Linked DNA regions of Homo sapiens: region 2 is linked to region 1. The links are chromatin loops, found by intact Hi-C in ENCODE. Cell type or tissue: GM12878. All regions are shown on one strand. Each heading gives the region's core, and the rest is flanking DNA. Links, peaks and the distances in the headings are about the cores only.

The links. Hi-C counts contacts between places; a loop is a spot of excess contacts. Peaks named below come from ENCODE experiments on the same cell type or tissue, not always from the same donor. Only the 100,000 strongest peaks of a DNase experiment are listed, where the experiment ranks them.
Region 2: it touches region 1 in a loop (6-fold over the local background); 21 of 110 quality-filtered maps call a loop at or near these places.

Annotation. Positions count from the first base shown.
Region 1 is chrX:119,617,289-119,622,664 of GRCh38, reverse strand. SEPTIN6 (septin 6) reads left to right here. Exons shown (of 11, transcript NM_145799.4): 11 at 2,614-5,376. Among named protein-coding and RNA genes, the nearest start is that of NKRF, 14 kb to the right of the region's middle. In GM12878, for the core only: a CTCF peak has its summit at 2,410 (motif pointing left); a DNase peak (open chromatin) is centred at 4,676; H3K4me3 peaks cover 746 bases; H3K27ac peaks cover 2,850 bases.
Region 2 is chrX:119,513,974-119,519,349 of GRCh38, reverse strand. No RefSeq gene overlaps it. Among named protein-coding and RNA genes, the nearest start is that of SLC25A5-AS1, 48 kb to the right of the region's middle. In GM12878, for the core only: a CTCF peak has its summit at 2,913; a DNase peak (open chromatin) is centred at 2,869.

The DNA.
Region 1 (5,376 bases), core at 249-5,248:
CAAGTAAATCATTGTTAGTGGCCATTCCTAAAATGAATTCTGGCAAAACTATAATTAAAGCTACACTTTACAAGTGAGAGGCAATTGGTAAACAGCTGGAACAGCCAACCCCAACCCCAAGTAGGTTGGCTCTTCCTGGCAGGATTCTCCCTGGCAGACCACGAAAGCAATTTCAGACCAACGAGTCAGGGGAGGCTTTGGCTCCCCAGGATCTGAAAGCAGCAAAGGCAACCCGCCCCCTCCTCAAAGCCCTCATTCAAGGGGTGGATCACGAAGGCCACCTAGAATGCAGGCAGAGTGAGGCTTACTGTGCCTCCACATTTTGAAATTGCTTGAGGCACTACTTATAGCTCTCTGCATTTGTAAAAGCGATTCCTTTGTGACCCCCTACATCGTTGCAGATACTCTACCTCAATCATTATTGGTCCTTAGGAGTGCACAGTATATGGATAGTATACACACATCAAAATACGTCAGCCTTCCCATGAAACCTAGAACATAGGCCATTGCAGTGTTTTTTAGATTACTCTTCCCCTAGGAAGTAGACAAAGAATAAAAATAAGATATGAGCATTTGTATAGCTTTTATTACTTTCCAAAGTGTTTTTTTTTGTTGTTGTTGTTTTGTTTTTGTTTTTGTCTTTTGTATAGTATCTCATTTTATACTTACAACAGGTCTGTGAGGTAGAGAAGGAATAATCCCCAGTTTGCAAGATGAGTAAATGGAAGCTGGGCGAGGTGGCTCACTTATGTAATCCTAGCACTTTGGGAGGCTGAGGTGGGAGGATCACTTGAGCCCAGGAGTTGGAGACCAGCCTGGGCAGCATGGTGAAACCCTATCTCTCTATTTTTTTTTTTTTTTTTTAAGAGAGTTGGCTGGGCATGATGGCTCACGCCTGTAATCCCAGCACTTTGGAAGGCCGAGGCAGGAGGATCACCCGAGGTCAGGAGTTCAATACCAGCCTGGCCAACATGGTGAAACCCTGTCTCTACTAAAAATACAAAAATTAGCTGGGCATGGTGGCGGGTGCCTATAATCCCAGCTACTTGGGAGGCTGAGGCAGGAGAATTGCTTGAACCCCAGAGGCGGCGGTTGCAGTGAGCCAAGATCGCACCATTGCACTCCAGCCTGGGTGACAGAGCAAGACTCCATCTCAAAAGAAATAAAAATACACACACACACACACACACACACACACACACACACACACACACACACCAGCTCTGGGCCCAGCTGTGACTCTTTGCAGCCACAGGCAAGTCTGTTGACTTCTCTGTGTTTCTTGGTCTACTCATATGAAATGGGGATCAGTTCTACTTGCTGTATTTATGTCACAGGAATGAAATTTACATGGAAGAGAGGTCAAAGTATTATTTAAGCACAAACCAATGATGGGTTTCCATAGTTCACATTTTCAGGTAACTGTGGTCTGGACCCTAGAACAGAGTTCTGCAATCATCCCCATATGCTCTGCAAACAGGTCTTGCCCCAGAGTACCAGTTAGCTGACTAGGACAGCTCTAAGGATCTCCTGGGGTGAAACCTCAGCCTCCTCTACTTTCCCAATGGGACAGGAAATGCAGTGGCTAGAGCCTGGGGCTCTATCCAGTGGCCTGAGGCCACTTAGAGATTTGTGGAAGGTATTCCTGTACAAGGTATTGGGTGGTGGTGCTGGGGGTGGGTGGTGGTGCTGGGGGTGGGTGGTGGGGGACACTAGTCAGGACCTAGTCATTAAGAAGAGATAGGCCGGGCTCAGTGCCTCACGCCAGTAATCCCAGCACTTTGGGAGGCTGAGGCGGGTGGATCACTTGAGGTCAGGAGTTCGAGACCAGCCTGGCCAACATGATGAAACCCCCGTCGCTACTAAAAATACAAAAATTAGCCGAGCGTGGTGGCAGGCGCCTGTAATCCCAGATACTCAGGAGGCTGAGGCAGGAGAATCGCTTGAAATTGGAAGATGGAGGTTGCAGTGAGCCAAGATCACGGCCACTGCACTCCAGCCTGGGCAAAAGACCAAAACTCCATCTCAACAACAACAACAAAAAAGAGCCGGGTGCAGTGGCTCACGCCTGTAATCCCAGCACTTTGGGAGGCCAAGGCGGGCAGATCATGAGGTCAGGAGATCGAGACCATCCTGGCTAACACGGTGAAACCCCGTCTCTACTAAAAATACAAAAAAATTAGCCGGGTGTGGCGGCGGGCTCCTGTAGTCCCAGCTGCTGGGGAGGCTGAGGCAGGAGAATGGCGTGAACCCGGGAGGCAGAGCTTGCAGCGAGCCGAGATCGCACCACTGCACTCCAGCCTGGGTGACAGAGCAAGACTCTGTCTCAAAAAAAAAAAAAAAAAGAAAGAAAGATAAAATGTATTTTTGTGGTTGTTGATCATTATTTTGCTGGCTAATGCCACTGCTGCCATCATGTGGGAGTGTGTGTGGAGTGTATGAGAGAGAAAGCATGTTCCCCGGAGCCAATGCAATAAGACCTTAAGACCATCTAACATAGCTATATTCTAATTTAGCCATTAGTCCTCATTACTTAATTTTCTTCTGACTTTTTTTTTTTTTTGGTACATTAATCTATCCATTCATTAACTCAGCTTCTCTTTTCATTTTCAGTTTGGGCTTCCTGTAGACACCCTTTTCCTGCGCAACAGAGCTGGGCCTCCCTTTCTCTAATTTCCCCCTTAACATGCCTGGGGGGCATACAATCCAACCCGCGCCCTCTCCTCTCTTCCTGCCAAGGTTTATAGAAACCTGAGAATCTGAGGGTGATGTCTGGCCGCTGGTCAAGAAGCCAACAGTCATGTGGCTCGCAGATGCATCCTGCATCCCAGTCCCCCTCCCAGCACCCCCAGCCATCCCCCCTGTCTTCCCCCACATCTTTGCCAGAGGTGTGACATGGTCAGGGGGCCCATCTGCTACTCTTTCCCACCAGCTCCCCTGTTCCAGTTCTGGTTGCTGTTAGTTTCCCTGAGGTATTTGCAACCACCATGGCTGGGTAACCACCGATCAGCACAGCTGTCCCCTTGGTCTCCTGTATCCCAGTCACTAGTCCTCCCTGGTCCACCCCACCCTCATCCTCAGGAGCCACAGCCATTTCTTAGAGGGTTTCAAAAGGACAGCCTTTGGCGCCTTTTCCTTCTAACCTTTGAGTCCAGCCCTTTCCAGTTTTCATTCACTCGAAGTAACTGCACTCAAGCTGTGCTCAAAATCGGCAACGCATTTATTTACACCAAGCCCTTCCCATAAAACACAACTGCTGAAGAAAATAGCAGACGTTTCCCCTCTCTCTAACTCTGGGTATCCCACAGATGCAAAAGGGAGAATAAACCTGAATATTATTACCAGCCTAGAGTCTTGAATGATAGCCTTACCGAATTCTTCTTGTGAGGTATTTCAGCATCTCGGGGGGTAATTTCCGGAAGGGCTCCATACTGTCCCAATAAGGTGAGGCCAGTAGCAGGAATAATAAATCCCACTTTGTAGGCTGGAAAACTGAGCTGTCAAAAGAATCAAGTGTTTGGGGGTTTGCTCTGATGAGTCTTCTAGTTCATTTGGTGAATGTCATGATGATTTTTAACATGCATTTTGCATGCATCCCCCAATAAGAAGAGATGAGACTCGGCCGGAGAGAAGAAAAGGCCCTTAACTTTCTTTCCAATTTAAGGAGTTGAGAGTTTAAAAATATTCCAGCCCTAAGTTTTTATCATGGGTCCCATCTGATAGTGGCTTTGGGAACCTCTGTGAAGTAGAGAGCCCTCCCTTGTCAGGGTTATGAGGCACAGTGGCCTTTGGTGTTTGGCCAGTGACAGTGTGAGAGATGGAGTTGACCTGGCAATGATCTGTGGCTAACATGCCGTCTCTCTGCCCTTCCTTTGCAGTAATCCATGGCTGTGTACTGAATAGTATTCCCCGCTACAGCTGGACTGGACTCCATTTAGCCTTTTAAGCCGAGGTTCCTATTTTAACTGACAGCTTTCCTTTGGGGTGCCAGGCAGCGAGGCCCCCCACCCCTATCCTGCCATGTACTTCAAGCTCACTTCTTCTTTTTGAGTTCCGCAACTTGCTCCTGCCTCCCAGCCCCACTGGCACTGACCATGACCACCTACTTCTATTTTTTTTTTAGAGTTTCTTTTTTTGATCACTTACTTTCAAAGCACACAGTCAAACAAGGTTATGCCAAATTTCCAGGCCTTTTTGAAGTATTGAGAAGGGGAAGGGGATTTCTCACTTCAATTATAGATCATAATAGGAAGCAAAAAGAAAAAAATGAAAAGCAAACATATGCACGCACTTTTCTTGTTGACAAAGCAAGAATATAGGTTTGCTGTGTAGGTTTGGTGCTCTATTGATTGGTGAGTGACCAGAGCAAGTATGAAGGTGATGCTGCCAAAGCACAAGCCAGTTTCTTGGGAAAATTCAAGTTACAGTGGAGTATTTTTTTGAAGACCATATGCTTGGAGGTAGAAACAAACCAACGACCAAAAAAAAAAAAAAAAAAATCTGCTCAGATACTCAGCCAGTAGCTCAGAGAGATGCTGAGTTAGGCCTGTCAGGTCTCCTTGGGAAAGGCTTCATATTTGCAACTTTGATGATTCTATGTCCAGCTTCAGAGCTGCTTTCCCAGAAATTCACGCTTAAACAACCAACCGGTAACCACCACTTCCCCACACCGCCGCCCGGTAATTATTTGCATTACAAACCGGAGGCGCCCTCATTTGCATTTGTGTACAGATTAACTAGTTAAGGCTTGAGAAGCTCTGAATAATTCAAAAGTATTAGACCCACACAGCCTTGGAGAGACCTTCAGAAACTAAGGAGGAGTTTTATATTAAGGGAGACATTTTAGTCAGTAAGACGATATAACCTACTTACTCCGTAAGGGGAAATGAAGGCCCAGAGAAGGGAAGGGACTTGACCGAGGTCCCACTTCTGTTTCGAGGCAGAAGCCAGACTAATTTTCATGCCTCCTGACTCCCAATCAGTTTCACAAAGGGATTCAATCTGTTTATATACGTTACATTCCTGGATACGAGGTCTTTTGATGTTCAGAGTAACTGACTAGTTAGTATTAGAAGACCCTCGAGGTTTTTTTCCACAGAAAAACATCTGAAGATGGATTGGGTGAGGGCTGGCAAAACGAAGGCATGCCGGGCCAGCTCCTTAACCCAATGACCCAGTGATGCTGCAAGGCTGGAACGGGGTCCAGGAGACTGTGTGTAACAGGTGCCCTAGGTGACCCTTATAATCAGGGAAGTTTGGTGAACAAAAATCGAACCCATGAGTGAACATAAATTAAAAAGTTGATCAACCTATTAAAATGTGTATTTCATTGGGTAGCTTTTCTCACTGTAGACAGATTTTTTCCTTCTTCAATGA
Region 2 (5,376 bases), core at 232-5,231, 100 kb after region 1:
TGGGCAACAAGAGCAAAACTCCATCTCAAAAAAAAAAAAAAAAAAAAAAAACACACACACACACACAGACACACACACACAAAATAACAAAAAAAAACTTCTGCAAGGACATCTGCCCAGCAACTGCCTGTCCAGCCTCAGACTGGCATCACCCTTGTTATTGATCTTTGTAGCCAAGGATAATCATTTCAAAAACAATTATATAATCCTCATTTTTCCTTTTTTTTTTTTGAGATGGAGTTTCGCTCTTGTTGCCCAGGCTGGAGTGCAATGGCGTGATCTTGGCTCACCGCAACCTCCACCTCCCAGGTTCAAGCGATTCTCCTGCCTCAGCCTCCCAAGTAGCTGGGATTACAGGCATGCGCCACCATGCCCAGCTAATTTTGTATTTTTAGTAGAGACGGGATTTCTCCATGTTGGTCAGGCTGGTCTAGAACTCCTGACCTCAGGTGATCTGCCCGCCTCGGCCTCCCAAAGTGTTGGGATTACAGGCGTGAGCCATCACGCCTGGCCCATTTTTCCTTTAAAAGCCTTTGTCTTCCTTTACCTCCCTGAATATGCACATAGTTTACTATGGTGTTATTATTCCCATTGCAATGCCCTATTCCCGAATAAATGTCATTTTCTATTAGAGAGTCTCTTTCTGTTATTTAAGTTGACAGTACATGTGTGTCTTTCTGAGATAGGGGGTAAAGGACTGGGGAACAGTAGTTGGAGCTCCTGGGATTAGTGCCTCGTGGTCAGGCAGGCTGGTAGAAAAGAGCTGTAAGATTATACTTGCTGGAAGTGTTCCACCGTTGGAGGCTGTGGGTATCTCCAGCTGTTCTCTAAAGTTGGGCTGGAAAGAGTACCGACTCCCCTCATATCTAGAGTGATTTTTATTTTTTTTTGAGACAGAGTCTCACTCTGTAGTCCAGGCTGGAGTGCAGTAGCATGATTTTTTTTTTATTATTATACTTTAAGTTCTAGGGTACATGTGCACAGCATGCAGGTTTGTTACATATGTATACATGTGCCATGTTGGTGTGCTGCACCCATTAACTCGTCATTTACATTAGGTATATCTCCTAATTAGTAGCATGATTTTGACTCACTGCAACCTCTGCCTCCTGGGTTCAAGCGATACTCCCACCTCAGCCTCCCGAGTAGCTGGGATTACAGGGGTGCACCACCACGCCTGGCTAATTTTTGTATTTTTAGTAGAGATGGAGTTTCGCCATGTTGGCCAGGCTGGTCTCGAACTCCTGGCCTCAAGTGATCCACCCATGTCGGCCTCCCAAAGTGCTGGAATTATAGGCGTGAGCCACTGCACCCGGCCCTAGAGTGATTTTAAGGTACACCTGGTTAATTCCTCCTAAAGAGTTTCCCTATAGGTCTTCCATCCTTTATGTCCTAAAATTTCTACAATTGAAGTCACTTGGGCACCAAAGCCTTTGTTGAAATGTATGTTCGGTGACAAATCTGTGCAGGGAGGCCGAGTGAGGCCCCATCATGAATGTTGATTTTATTCTTGAACTGGACATTTCATTTTTTCCCCTAAGAACTGTATTGCTGGCCGGGCGTGGTGGCTCATTCCTGTAATCCCAGCACTTTGGGAGGCTGAGGCAGGCGGATCACCTGAGGTCAGGAGTTCGAGACAAGCCCAGCCAACACGGTAAACCCTGTCTCTACTAAAAATACAAAAAGTAGCTGGGCGTGGTGGCAGGCGCCTGTAATCCTGGCTTCTCAGGAGGCTGAGGCACAAGAATCACTTGAACCCAGGAGGCGGAGGTTGCAGTGAGCCAAGATCGCACCATTGCACTCCAGCCTGGGCGGCAAGAGGTGAAACTCCGTCTCAAAAAAAAACAAAACGAAAGAACCGTATTGCTACTGCTACTATGAACATGGTTGTTGCTTGCTCATAGTTACTCTGGAATAACAAGCTGGTTTCGTGAGCAAGGCACGGTTGGTTACCTAGCCTACACTTTAGGCCTAGTGAATTCTCATTATAACTGCTCCCCCTCATGTGGGGGACCCTTTCTTCACAGAACAGTGAGACATTGTTTTTGAATGATCATCCACATAATTCCTGTATGGATTTTAAAAGCCGATTGTTTAATTGGACGGTGTACTTGTCTATTGTCACTCTAGTACCTGATGAACCACCTGTTCTATATTTCGTTATTATAGCAGTGTTTTTTTTCCTTGAAGCTTCAAATTTCGTTTTCCTTTGTAATTTTCTACATTTTGTATTTGCCTGCTAATTAGATTTAATCCTGATTTTTATTTGTCTACTTGTAGACAAGTGTTTATCTTCTTTATTGTCAGGCCTGAAGTCATTTTCTAATTGGTTTATAATATTTTAATATCCACACAGTTTTGTTTGCCACTAGCAAGATTGTCATCATTAGCATCAGCAACGATTGTTGTAGCGAAAATTGTAATTATATACTGAAGGCCTTGAATTTAGGCCTGGTTCAGGAAGTAGTTTAGGTAAAAAGTTGCAGAATTTAGGAACACGGTCTCACAAAATATTCTCCTCTAAATAATATAGACATTTCCTCATAAAAACTAACAAAAATCCATAGGAGGAAGGACAGATATCCAAGTGACCAAGAATGACAGAGCCTTGAAATCGCGACACTGTTTGGGCCTGCTAAAATGATTTTTTTAGTTTCAACTAAGACCCTAACATCGCTTGGCAATCCTATTGTATGTCCCTGGTCAGCGCATCTTCAGTGTCCTGAAGCAGCCATTTCATCATCATTTCACTCTCCTCTAGCCCCCAACCCCAGCTAGCCCCCTTTTCATCAGAAAGATTGGTTTCCATCTTCACGGAGCAAAATTGAAGCCAACAGCGTGAACTTCAGCCTCACACCAACTGGGCTGCAGATTCAACTCAAATGCAATAGCGCCCCCTTCCTCTCTATAGGAGACACTGCAATGTGCTTCCCTGATCTTCACAACAGAAAGACTCAGTGCCTAACAGTAGAGAGCCCTCAGCTGGTGGACCCCTTTGGGGACAGCCTCAGCTGAAGAAACCCACTTTGCCCAAGGGCATGCCTCCTTCCCAGGACAGCCTGTGTCCAATGAATGACTGATGTGGGGATATAAAGGCCTGGCCCCCTTGTCTCCACTCTTAGCTTCAGAGCTTCCCATAGGTCTGGCTGAGGCCTTTGTTGAATCTGCATTGCAGCCCAATGTCTCCTTTCTCCAGTCCTGCTTCCATTCCTTCCTTTCCACGCGTGATGATCCCAAGAGTACTCCCTAAGAAACCTCCTGCATGCTAATCTCCATCTCAGAGTCTGCTCAGCAAATCCAACCTGCACCACCCTCTCCCCCTCCCCTAACTCCCTCCTCCTGCCCCAGGCTGACACCCACCTCCCCCATGTATTCAGTTCAGTCCTCCTCACTTCCCCTTGGACTTTGCTCTATTACTTACCTCCTCTCTTTCCTGAAGCCTCAACCTTCCCCTCTTTCTCCATCTCTCCTCCTCAGCATGTACATTTGAACTAATGCCTTCAACAAAAACCTTTGACACAGAGCCTACTTCTAGCTTTCATTCTTTCCTCCCCTTCACAGTCTAAGCTTCTTGAAGAGGCCTACTGTGATCTTGCTTCGGTCTCCATCACTGCTGAAATGGTTCTCCTTTTTCAGCCCTGTCTTATTTGACTTCTATGTGAGTGTGGCTCCGATGGCCATCCCCTCTTCCCTTCATTTCTAGGACACTTGGCCCTCTCCCACTTTCTTTTCTTTCTTTTCCTTCCTTCCTTCCTTCCTCCCTCCCTTCCTCCCTCCCTCCCTCTCTCTCCCCCTCTTTCTTTCTTTCTTTCTTTCTTTTTTTCTTGTTTCCTCACTCTATTGTCCACGCTGGAGTGCAGTGGTGCAATCTCGGCTCATTGCAGCCTCCGCCTCCTGGGTTCAAGTGCTTCTCCTGCCTCACCCTCCTGAGTAGCTGTGACTACAGGTGTCCATCACCACGCCTGGCTAATTTTTGTATTTTTTGGTAGAGACGGGGTTTCGCCATGTTGGCCAGGCTGGTCTCGAACTCCTGACCTCAAGTGATCCACCCGCCTGGGCCTCCCCAAGTGCTGGGATTACAGGCGTGAGCCACTGCATCTGGCCCTCACCCACTTTATTTTTTTATTTTACTTACTTTATTTATTTATTTGAGACAGGGTCTTGCTCTGTCACCCAGCTTGGAGCACAGAGGCTGGAGTGTAATGGTGTGATCATTGCCTGCTACAGCCCCAAATTTCCGGCTTCAGGCAATCCTCCCCGCTCTGCCTCCCAATGCACTGGGATTACAGGTGTGAGCCACTGTGCCCTACCCATGAAACACTTTTATATCCGACTATTAGACACCCTACGTTCGTGTCTTACAGGTATCTCAAACCCAGTGTATTCACAATGGCTCTTGTCTTCATTCCCTGCTTCAAACTGGGTCCTCCCTGTGTTCCCGGATTCAGTGAATGCTACTGTGTATCTGGTTACTCAAGCCAGAAAACAGATTTCTCTCAGCACAATCTCTCTCCCTTCTTACTTACTTCCCAACAACCAAAGTAATTTGGTGGCACGTGCCTGTAGTTCCAGCTACTCAGGAGGCTGAGGCAGGAGGATATCTTGAGCCCAGGATGCCAAGGCTGACCTGAGCAACATAGCAAGACTCCATCTCAAAAAAAAATGTAATTTGGATCATGGCATTCTTCTGTTTAAGATGCCCCAGTGGCCCCCTGTTGCCTTTATTTATTTATTTATCTATTTATTTTTGAGACGGAGTCTCACTTTGTTGCCCAGGCTGGAGTGCAGTGGTGCGATCTTGGCTCACTGCAACCTCTGTGTCCTGGGTTCAGGCGATTCACATGCCTCAGCCACCAGAGTAGCTGGGACGACAGGAGCCTACCACCACGCCCGGCTAATTTTTGTATATTTGTAGAGAGGCGTTTCGCCATGTTGACCAGGCTGCTCTCAAACTCCTGGCCTCAGACGATCCACTCACCTCAGCCTCCCAAAGTGCTGGGATTACAGGCGTAAGCCACCGTGCCTGTGGCTGAACTATTTAATAAATGATGAAGTATTGAATAAAAACCCCTTCAATTGGCACCCCTCTCATGTGGCCCTTGCCTGTCTGGTTCCATCGCCCCCGCCCCATCTAGCACTTTATATTCTAGCACAACTGGGCTACTTGAAGTGCTTTGAACATGCTTCATTTTGTCATGTCTTGGGGCCTCCTTTGCATATGTTCTTCTCTCTGCAAAGCTGCCTTGTTCCTCCCTGGTTACTCTTCCCTCCCCCACCCCTTATTTAATCTTCAGGTGTCTTTACAAGTGTCCCTGACTCTCTGAGGTTGACTTAGGCCCTCGCACTTCCTCTCCTCTTTACAGACATCCACTGGAT